Linked DNA regions of Homo sapiens: region 1 is linked to region 2. Evidence: read pairs that join two places in POLR2A ChIA-PET (ENCODE). Cell type or tissue: A673. All regions are shown on one strand. Links, peaks and the distances in the headings refer to the core of each region. The heading gives the core; the rest is flanking DNA. Region 1 overlaps PYGM (glycogen phosphorylase, muscle associated). Region 2 overlaps NRXN2 (neurexin 2).

Region 1 (5,318 bases), core at 1-5,000, 140 kb before region 2:
CTCAGGCTGCACCTGGGTACCACATGGCCAAGATGATCATCAGACTCGTCACAGCCATCGGGGATGTGGTCAACCATGACCCGGCAGTGGGTGACCGCCTCCGTGTCATCTTCCTGGAGAACTACCGAGTCTCACTGGCCGAGAAAGGTGGGTGCTGCCAACAGGGACCCTAGGGAGGCTCTGACTAGTTCAGTCTCAGGAAGAGGTATCAGTCGTCTCTTCCTGGGATACTTGTACTTGAAAGAAGAATCTGGAGAGGGCAATGCTTAAACCATGAGGAGGCCAGGCGCAGTGGCCCATGCCTGTAATCCCAGCACTTTGGGAGGCCAAGGTGGGTGGATCACCTGAGGTCAGGAGTTCGAGACCAGCCTGGCCAACATGGTGAAACCCCGTCTCTACTAAAAATACAAAAATTAGCTGGGCGTGATGGCAGGTGCCTATAATCCCAGCTACTTGGGAGGCTGAAGCAGGAGAATCACTTGAACCTGGGAGGCGGAGGTTGCAGTGAGCCGAGATCACGCCATTGCACTTCAGCCTGGGCAACAAAAGCAAAACTCCGTCTCAAAAAACAAGAGGAAACAAAACAAAGCAAAAACCCCATGAGGATGCCCTCTAATGGTGGAATTTCAGGCAGTACAGGGTGAAATTACCTTCAAATCTGCAACAGAGGTGGGGAAATCCAGGTTGGACCTAGATGGTCAAGAATCAACAAGAGGTAGAGGGCAGTGGGGGTGCGGTGTGAGAGGGAGGCTTGGCTGGTGAAGACTGGGAGTTTGGGGTGGGGCGACTCTGAGTCCAGCTATGCCTGGGGCCAGCCTAATCTGAGAGTCCCCAGCTGGTGTGAGGGTCTTCCCTGAGTTGACTTGTCCCCCTGCTGCCACCCCACAGTGATCCCAGCTGCAGACCTCTCTGAGCAGATCTCCACTGCGGGCACTGAAGCCTCAGGCACCGGCAACATGAAGTTCATGCTCAACGGGGCTCTGACCATTGGCACCATGGACGGGGCCAATGTGGAGATGGCAGAAGAGGCGGGAGAGGAAAACTTCTTCATCTTTGGCATGCGGGTGGAGGATGTGGATAAGCTTGACCAAAGAGGGTATGGGGGTCAGGGTTCACGGGCAAAAGACACCCAGGTGTGGCTGCTGGAGAGTGGTGCTGGGAGCAAGCGGCACGTCTGGAAAGACTGGTCCAGGCCCAGCAAGGTCTTGGTCATGGCCAGCAGGATTCTGGGAAACTTTAGAGGGCGCTTACAGCAAATAAGGTTAATGAAATTGGAAAAGAAAGAAGTAATATAGAACTGAAGGAAAAGGAAGAGAATATTATATCAACCCTAAGAGATAATATTGTTTGGGAAATGGAAGTAAAAAAATCCTTGCTCTACGCCGGGTGCGGTGGCTCACACCTGTAATCCCAGCACTTTGGGAGGCCAAGGCGGGCGGATCACAAGGTCAAGAGATCCAGACCATCCTGGCTAACACGGTGAAACCCCATCTCTACTAAAAATACAAAAAATTAGCCGGGCGTGTTGGCAGGCGCCTGTAGTCCCAGCTGATCGGGAGGCTGAGGCAGGAGAATGGTGTGAATCCAGGAGGCGGAGCTTGCAGTGAGCCGAGATCGCGCCACTGCGCTCCAGCCTGGGTAACAGAGTGAGACTCTGCCTCAAAAAAAAAAAAAAAAATCCTTGCTCCCTGAAAGCCATGGGCAAAAGGGAAATATGGGCACAGTAGTTACAAGGGGCCTATGGTCAGAAACAGTTCTTCAGAGAAGACATTATCCTGGCATTACATTAAAAAATTTTATTTTATTTTATTTTAATGTATTTTTTTTTTTGAGACGGAGTCTCGCTCTGTCACCCAGGCTGGAGTGCAGTGGCGCGATCTTGGCTCACTGCAAGCTCCGCCTCCTGGGTTCACACCATTCTCCTGCCTCTACCTCCCGAGTAGCTGGGACTACAGGCACCTGCTGCCACGCCTGGCTAATTTTTTGCATTTTTAGTAGAGACGGGGTTTCACCATGTTAGCCAGGATGGTCTCGATCTGCTGACCTCGTGATCTGCCTGCCTCGGCCTCCCAAAGTGCTGGGATTACAGGCGTGAGCCACTGCGCCCGGCCTTTTGTTTTGTTTTGAGATGGAGTCTTGCTCTGTCACCCAGGCCGCAGTGCAATGGCACGATCTTGGCTCACCGCAACCTCCACCGCCCGGGTACAAGCGATTCTCCTGCCTCAGCCTCCTGAGTAGCTGGGATTACAGATACCCACCACCACGCCCAGCTAATTTTTGTATTTTTAGTAGAGACGGGGTTTCATCATTTTGGCCAGGATGGTCTCTATCTCCTGACCTCAGGTGATCCACCCTCCTCGGCCTCCCAAGTGCTGGGCTTACAGGGGTGAGCCACTGCGCCTGGCCTATTTATTTTTATGTTTTTGAGACAGAGTCACTCTGTCACCTAGGCTGGAGTGCAATGGCATGATTTTGGCTCACTGCAACCTCCGCCTCCCAGGTTCAAGTGATTCTCTCACCTCAGCCTCCCGAGTAGCTGGGATTACAGGCACCCACCATCACGCCCAGGTAATTTTTGTATTTTTGTAGAGATGGGGTTTCATCATGTTGGCCAGGCTGGTCTTGAACTCCTGACCTCAAGTAATCCACCCGCCTCGGCCTCCCAAAGTGCTGGGTTTACAGGCGTGAGCCACCGCGCCCTGCTTGAATCCTGATATCTTAGCATTGGAGAGAGATTTTCCATGTTATTAGTCTTCAAAAATATTTTAAATGTTTGTATAACATTCCATCCTATGAGCATGTCACAACTTATTTAATCAATTCCATGTGGCTGGACACTAAGGTTAATTTCCGGTTTGTTAAATATTACTGTGATGAGCAACCTTTTAATGTCTACGTCCACATCTGATGATTTCCTTAAGATAATTATCAGAAGGGTGATATTTCTGAGTTAAAAAGTATGAGTTCTTAAGGCTCTTGATACAGATTGCCAAACTGCTTTCCAGAAAGTTTCTCCCAGTTTACACTCCCACAACAGCTTCCCAGAGTTGGCATTAAACACTGAAAGAAGTGTCTCCTGTGAGGCTTCACTAGAAAGCTGGCTGTCCCATGGGCAGGAGGGAGCTGTGAGATGTTGTGAGCATGGTCCCGCATGCTCAGAACGAGGCCTGGAAGAACCCTCTGGCTGCAGGATGGAGACAGTGCTGGAGGGGGCAGGTGGGGGACCACTGTGGGGGCTGACACCATAATGCAGGGAGAGTTGCCTGAGAGTCGCACAAGGGACTAGAGAGTCGCACGAGGGATTAGAGATTTTGTGGGGAGCGCTGGTTTCTGGTTGGAACGGTTAGGTTTTGAGACTGGCCTGTGGAGCGCTTTGAGCCGTGGTGGGGGCGCTGAGGGTCAGCTGAAGGGTTATCTTTTTTTTTTTTTTTGAGATGGAGTCTTGCTCTGTTGCCCAGGCTGGAGTGCAATGGCATGATCTCGGTTCACTGCAACCTCCGCCTCCCGGGTTCAAGTGATTCTTCCACCTCAGCCTCCCGAGGAGCTGGGATTACAGGCACACGACACCATGCCCGGCTACTTTTTGTATTTTTGTAGAGACTGGGTTTCACCATGTTGGCCAGGTTGGTCTTGAACTCCTGACCTCCTCAGATGATCCGCCCACCTCGGCCTCCCAAAGTGCTGGGATTACAGGCGTGAGCCACCATGCCTGGCCCAGTTGAAGGGTTGTACCTGTTAGCTGCTCTTGCTGCCCCAGGGCAAGGCCGGATATGGACTTGGGCTACTGGAGGAGAAAAGCCATTTTGGAGCAAACAAACTGGTTAAGAGACAGCAGTGGCGTGTGGGAGAAAAGAGCTTGTTTGGGGGCCTTGGCTCTAACACTTAGCTTTCTGTATCCTCCGGGCCTCAGTTTCTTCATTCACAAAGGAGGGATGAAAAGCTGAGCAGAGAAGGGGAGTTGCAGGGAGGCCCTGCAGGGGCGATGTGGCAGCCCTGGGGAGCAGCAGGCTGGACCTGGGTTTTGACCCTGGGGCATGGGACTTCTCAGCTTTTCTCTGGAAGAGGAGCCAGGAACCCCTTTCCGGGGAGCTGACCACAGCTCTGTCCTGGCAGGTACAATGCCCAGGAGTACTACGATCGCATTCCTGAGCTTCGGCAGGTCATTGAGCAGCTGAGCAGTGGCTTCTTCTCCCCCAAACAGCCCGACCTGTTCAAGGACATTGTCAATATGCTCATGCACCATGACCGGTGAGCTGGTTGGCCCGGGAATCACTCAGGTGGGGCCGCAGGGCAGATCGAGGCTCAGGTGTGTGGTGGGGAAGCCGGACGCGGGTCCTGGTAGTTGGAGCCAGGCGCCTTTGGAAGCAGCATGACCCTCTAGGTCCCCGGCTGTCCACTGGGACAGGGCAGGCTTGGCCCTTGACCTCATAGAACTTATCCTAGCCCCCTAAAGGAATAGCACATGCCTATCCTTTCCCCTCCAGGTTTAAAGTCTTCGCAGATTATGAAGACTACATTAAATGCCAGGAGAAAGTCAGCGCCTTGTACAAGGTGAGGGGTCCTGGGCCAGGGGTTGGCAGGGCTTTGGTGGCCCTGGTTGGGATGAGGCAGAAGGTGGAGATCCTGCCAGCAGAGTGAACCAGAGCTTCCCTTTGACCTGCAGAACCCAAGAGAGTGGACGCGGATGGTGATCCGGAACATAGCCACCTCTGGCAAGTTCTCCAGTGACCGCACCATTGCCCAGTATGCCCGGGAGATCTGGGGTGTGGAGCCTTCCCGCCAGCGCCTGCCAGCCCCGGATGAGGCCATCTGAGCCTCCAGACCAGACCCCAAACCAGCCCTTGAGTCTGTCACACTCTCTTGGGCCAGCCCCAGCACCTCATGCAGAGGGTGGGGTACTGGAGTTAGATCTCTAAGCCCCTCCTGGAACCCTCATTTTCCCCACTCTCAATGTCCCAGTGTCCAGCGTGACTAAGGACACGGGCCCCCTTCCGTCCTCGGGCTCCCGGTCCCCTCCTATTTATGGGGTCTGACCAACTGCACCCACTCCCTAATAAATTCATTCTCCTTGGGAGCCTCCTTACTCCTCTTTGTTGGGAAATATTTTTAGCTCTTGGCGGGCTCAACAGCAGCCGCGCAGTCACCCCCTTATCCTCCACCCTCGGCAGGTGCGTCCCACGGCGGGACGGTGATGGGAGGTGGAGGGGGCGACCCGTGGGGGCGGGGCCTAGGCCTCTCCAGCCCCTTTCCTGGCGTCACCCTCCACGCCTCTCTTCCCAGTGCCGTGTCCATACTAGGTCAGCGGCCAGCCTCGCTGG
Region 2 (5,363 bases), core at 116-5,115:
ATATGGACATGTGCACACGGAACTCAGACCCAGGCTCAGTGGCCGGCAGGCACATGCCAGAGCCAGAGGTCCACTCACTGACATGCACACGCTCATGCTCAGATCCATCTAGGTTCACATACATGCATGCACACATGTGCTTGGGGCACAGAAACACAGATCCTCAGTGTGTGTGTGTGCATGTGCATATGCCACAATGTACCGTTTTTTTCTTACCTTGAAATACCCTGGCCTCTGCCCTTGCAGTACTGGTGCTTGTGGGTGGCGAGGGGCACTGTCCTTCAGGGCACCATACACAGTGGCACAGGTTGCTCTCTGCTCGCACAGGTGAGTAGGGGCTGATATCTGCCCAGGGCTCTGCTTGCCCAGCCATGTGTCCTGAGCACCAGAACAGGACCGTGTCCACTGAGAGGAGAGAATGGTTTTTCCAATATTGCATGAAGGTACTGTTTGTGAAATCATGCACCACAGGGTCACGTCCGCATAGAACTGTGTTTTCTAACCCCCATGAAATGCCCTGTAGGCTGGTGGCTTTCTTGCCCCTCACAGCCTGGGCAGGGCCTCCAGCTCACTGCTTAGTCTTGAATATGCTCAACCTCAATTCTAGACTCCCCTTTGGGGGTGGGCACACCTTGCTTGGGTGAGAATGGGGTTCTTGGGTAGTTCCAGTCAGGGGCCTTCTGTGCCCTAAGGGCAGAAGGGGGCTAACTTTGTTGGGCCAGCAGTCCCCAGAGGAAGGAGAGTTGGGGAGGAAGGGGAGATCAGGAATGGCTGGTGGTCCCCCTGGTCAGGGATGGCATTCTCTAGTAAGTGGGGCCCACATGCACTGAAATTCAGTTTTTCTTAGGATGCAGAGGAGTGTTGGGTGGGCGGGTGGCATCTGTGCTAAGTGTGCACCTGTGAGTATTTTCCAAATGCTGCAGCTGCCTGAAGTTGGGGAGAGGCGGGAGGCTGCCTGGGGTCCTATCAGACTCCTCTGGCTCCTAGGAGCACCCCATTCCAGGATGCATCCTTAGTGTAGAGCTGGACCATGAGTCATTGTGAGTCTGCACCCACAAAACCCAGCAGCACGGGCAGCGGTTGGGCTTTTGGCAGGGAGGAGTCTTTGAGGAGCCCGGTCCTCCCCTCCTCCAGGTCCTGCCAACTCCTCACCAGGACAGCCTCTTCTGATCCTTCCTGAACTGGTGTGTGATCCGGGAAAGCCCAGCACCCTACGTTAGGTGACTTGATTGCCCCAGAGCCTAGGCCGGGTTGAGTGAGCCCAGGGAAGGAAGTCCTCATGCGTTCTCATGGGTTCTCCAGAGCCTTTTATCTTGTGGAGAGGAAGTGGGGTGTGGGACACTGGGAGGAAACGGAGAGGAAGCCATGTGGGAGACAGAGGCTACCATGAGAAGGGGGCACCGAGGGGGAGTCATGGCAGTGTGGGGGGGTGTGGGTGAGGGGAGGACACCTCAGGAGATCGTACAGTCAAAGCCTTGGGCAGAGAAGGGCCCAGGGAAGCCCCAGAGGAGCTGCAGATGCAGGGGACAGGGCTGGGACCCAGATATGGAGACCAGGAAGCAGCTGGGGTTGGAGGGGCAAGAGGTCAATGTGAGCAGGCCTGGGAGGAGTCTGGGGGCAGAGGAAGGCTGCAGAAGGGTGACCCGAGGAGCCTGTGTGTCCCAAGGGCTTAGCTAGGGAAAATGGTTGTAGGGGGCTTAGGCTGGGTAAGACTTGTTTGTGGTCCAAGGCCTGAAGCCCCCATGCCCTAGCCTGGCTGGGGACAGCAGGTTGGTAGAGAGCCAAGCTCTGTGCCCTGATCAGCCTGTCAGCCCCTCTAGGGCAGGATGTGGCCTCAGCAAGGGCCTCCTGGTCTGGTCCTGTGCCCTGGGCCTGGCACTTTGCTGGGGCCCCAGCTATGACCAGCCAGCTTAGGCCAAGCCTTGACGCTGGGGTTTCCAGCAGCAGCTGGTGGCCCAGTCTAAGATGGAAGGTGGTGAGCTGGGGTGGGAGCTGGTTTGTAGAGAAAGGCTGCTGCCAAGGTAAGCTCTCCATAGTGCCTGCTGCCTAAGAGGGTGGAGGGGGTGGGGTGTTTAGAACTCAGCTGCTCTGGCCTGTGAGAGAGACGCCCACTCCCTTCCCTAGATACCTAGCCTGGCCTGGCTCAGAGGAAATGCCTGAGGAATATTACTCCCCTTCCCCTGGAAAAGCATAACGAGCCCCAATTCTGTGCCAGGCCCACTGCTGGAGGTTAGGGAGACAGATAGGACCCGGGCCGTTGGCCCTTCCCTGGCAGTGAGTACAAAGCCATGCCTCCAGGACAGAATTGGGATATGGTGTCAGAGACACTCAAGGCAGGGAGCATCCTCTGCCTGGAAGAGGAGGTGTTTGGCCAGACTCTGAGATGTCAGCAGGGAAGGGTGTTCTGAATAGAAGGCAAAGGTCAGGTAGAGGGCTGGTGGTATGGACCAGCAGGAAGGACCCCAGAGGCACTCAGGGTTCATGCAGGGAGGGGAACCCTGCCATGATTGGGCCCAGGTTACGACCGCTCGAGAGGCTGCCAACCCTCCTGAGAGCTGACAGCTGAGTTTGCCCCTTACCTGGAGACCAGGGTGCTGGCTTTCCTTGTCTGGATCCCAGGTGGGTACAGGAAGACATATTTGTTCATCCAAAGGCTAGAGGTCCCACAAGAGCCAAGCCTTGGCCTCATCCTGGGCCTGGAGCCTAATACCCCAGTTTTATAGATGAGGAAACTGAGGCCTAGAGACTGGAAGAAACTTGCCCACAGTCACACAGGAACTCAGTGACAGAACAGGTGTTCTGTCATCCAAGTTAGCATCCAAGCCAAGAGTCAAGCAGCCCCAACAGATTCCTGGAGGCATTGGGAGGATGACTTAGGTTTTCTTGGGCTCCTCATGAGATCTAGCCCTTCCCCGGCCTCACTCACCTTGCTGGGCACCTACACCTGGTGATCTTGGGAAGTCCTGCCCACCCAGGCCTCAGCATTCTTATCCATAACGAGCTGGGATCAGATAGTCCCAGCTCCACAAAACATGCTACTTTGCTCGTAGCTCAAAGTTTTTCACTGTGACTGAGCCTTTGGAGGGCCAGGAGCCCTGGGGTTTCAAAATCTAGGGTGTAGGTGAGCCCCTGGCCAGGGGAGATTGGAGTCGGGTGGGAAGAGCAGCCTGGGGAGCTCAGCAAGCCTTCAAGTTCAATGGAAAGGTCTTGGCCACAGGCTGGCTGGCGTGGCCAAGGACAGCTCTGTAACATTGCTGGAGCTTGTGATCTGAAGGTTGGCAACAGTGTTTGAACTCAGGGCAGAGGCAGAGGGCTGTGGGTGGGTGGGGAGCAGGAGAAGAGCGCCAAGATGTGAAGGTGGAATGTGGCTGGCCTGGCTGCAGTGGGGCTGCAGTGGGGCAGGCGGGACCTGGCAGTGGAGGCCCTGGGGTGCTTTACCACCAAGAGGCTGAGGGGCTTCTGGGCGTGATCTATGAAGACCACACCCTGCAGAGACCAGCGAGAGGCACTCAGATGTGGGCAGGGCTTAGGCTGTGCTGAAGAGAGAGCCAGAGAGGAAACCTCCAACCCTCGTCAGGCCCAGAGGTGCCCCTGCAAGAGGAGCAAGTCCTCCCACCAGCCACCTAGAGCTGAGCCCCAGCTCCCTTCTACCCCAAACCAGGAGGTTGCACAATTTTGGTTTGAGAGGAGGACCAGGAGGCTGATGGGAGTCACAGTTGTTGACTCAGTGGCTGATGGGAATTGTGTTCTACACTCCTCCAAGGACTGATGGGAGTTATAGTTCTCACCTTTTGGGGGCTGATGGGAATTGCAGTTTCTGCCCAAGGGACTCCAGTTATCAGACCTAGAGATGGGGAGACCCATTCTCCCCTCACAAAGCCCTCCCCTCTCATTCCCATGGGCCCTATTTAGCAGGTGCTTCCCTCCCAGATGGCTGTGTATGTATTTTCTTTTCTTTTTTTGCTTTCTTCTTCTTTCCGTTGTTTTGTTATTGTTTTAACTATAATAAGAGGGCCAGAGGCAGTCAAGCCCTGGCCAGGTCCTGGCGGCCCATGGGGGTTCTGGGGAGGGGGAGGGGGGAAGTCAGTGGGGGTCAGAGGTGGAGGGTGAAGAATGAGAAAGTTGGGGAGTTAGGCTTAGCTCAGGAACCATGTGTCCCTGCCCACTCCCCTCCTTCCTTGCCCCTCCCTACCTCCCTGCCTCTACATGGCTTCTCTCCACCCCTCCCAGAGTCCTACGGGACAGGACCCTGCTCCAGTGGTATCCAACTCCTCCCTGCCCACTCTTCCTCATGGGCCACCTCACCTCCCACTTTCGATGTCTCGCCTCCCGTGGCCACCCTGCAATTAGCTTTCCAAGCCCCCTCCCGTGGCCGTCCCCTCCCAAGACCTCTCACCCATGTAGCAATCCCTACATGGCTGCCTGTCATGTCCCTACTCTCTAAGCCCTCCTGCCCACTGTTCCTCCCTCCCCGACATGCTGACACCAAGTGGTGGAAACCACCCCTCAGCCCCAGCCTGCCCTGTGCAGAGTTCAGCTTTGTGTTGAATGAGGGGGAGAGGGACAAGTGAGGGCGGAGAGAGAGTTCAGGAGGAGGCAGGATGCGCAGGGAGCAGAGAGTGAGGGAGGGAGATACCGAACAGATAGACAGAAAACGTTGTACGGAAAAGTTGTTTTTTCTTATTTTTTTTCCGGGAGAACCCGCTTACACAGCTCTGTTTGTAATTTTTTTCTTCATGCTAAAATCACACGGCCTATTTGTTGATGTAAGTTGCCTGAATTCCGTGGTATGCTATCTTCTTTTTTAAAAACAAAAGCAAAAAAAAAAAAAAAAAGCAAAAAAAGAGAAAAATCTAGAAAAAAAACCCTAAAAGATATTGTTGTTAGGTTTGTTTAAATGCTGCTGTTGTATCTGTTTTTAAAGCCTTAAACCAGTAGAGTTTTTTTTTCTGTTTCTTTTCAATTTCCTTTCCTTTCTGTTCCTTTTGATTTCTTAAGACAAACAAAAGACCAAAACCCAGAGAGTCACAGAGCCCGTGCGTGGGGTGCCCAGGGCATCTGAGCCGCTGCCCGCTTAAAGCGCAGTGCTCGGCCGGCTGGCGGGCGGGCCCAGCCCGCTCTAGTCTCCGCCAAAGCCAATTGGAACCGATTTGGGTGTGTGAGGCTGTTGTTTCTCTCTCTGTGCCGGCCGCCTGCGCCCTGGCCCTCGCTGACGCCCTCTCTTTTCTCTTCTCTCTCTTGTTCTAGGAGGAGAGTTAATATTGCCCATTATCACGGAGGACTCCTTAGACCCCCCTCCCGTGGCCACCCGATCCCCCTTCGTGCCCCCGCCCCCTACCTTCTACCCCTTCCTCACGGGAGTG

The links. Peaks named below come from ENCODE experiments on the same cell type or tissue, not always from the same donor. Only the 100,000 strongest peaks of a DNase experiment are listed, where the experiment ranks them.
Region 1: POLR2A ChIA-PET joins it to region 2 with 10 read pairs; 2 of 35 experiments call an interaction of 5 or more read pairs at or near these places.

What each region holds. Positions count from the first base shown.
Region 1 is chr11:64,746,154-64,751,471 of GRCh38, reverse strand. PYGM (glycogen phosphorylase, muscle associated) reads left to right here. Exons shown (of 20, transcript NM_005609.4): 16 at 6-147; 17 at 889-1,096; 18 at 4,114-4,248; 19 at 4,485-4,551; 20 at 4,664-5,074. The coding sequence ends at 4,813. Among named protein-coding and RNA genes, the nearest start is that of RASGRP2, 4.7 kb to the right of the region's middle. RefSeq lists a silencer at 5,104-5,318. In A673, for the core only: CTCF peaks have their summits at 410 and 630 (motif pointing left); no DNase peak of the experiment used is centred there; H3K27ac peaks cover 417 bases.
Region 2 is chr11:64,607,967-64,613,329 of GRCh38, reverse strand. It overlaps NRXN2 (neurexin 2), which reads left to right. Exons shown (of 23, transcript NM_015080.4): 23 at 5,248-5,363. Among named protein-coding and RNA genes, the nearest start is that of SLC22A12, 19 kb to the right of the region's middle. In A673, for the core only: no CTCF peak of the experiment used is centred there; no DNase peak of the experiment used is centred there.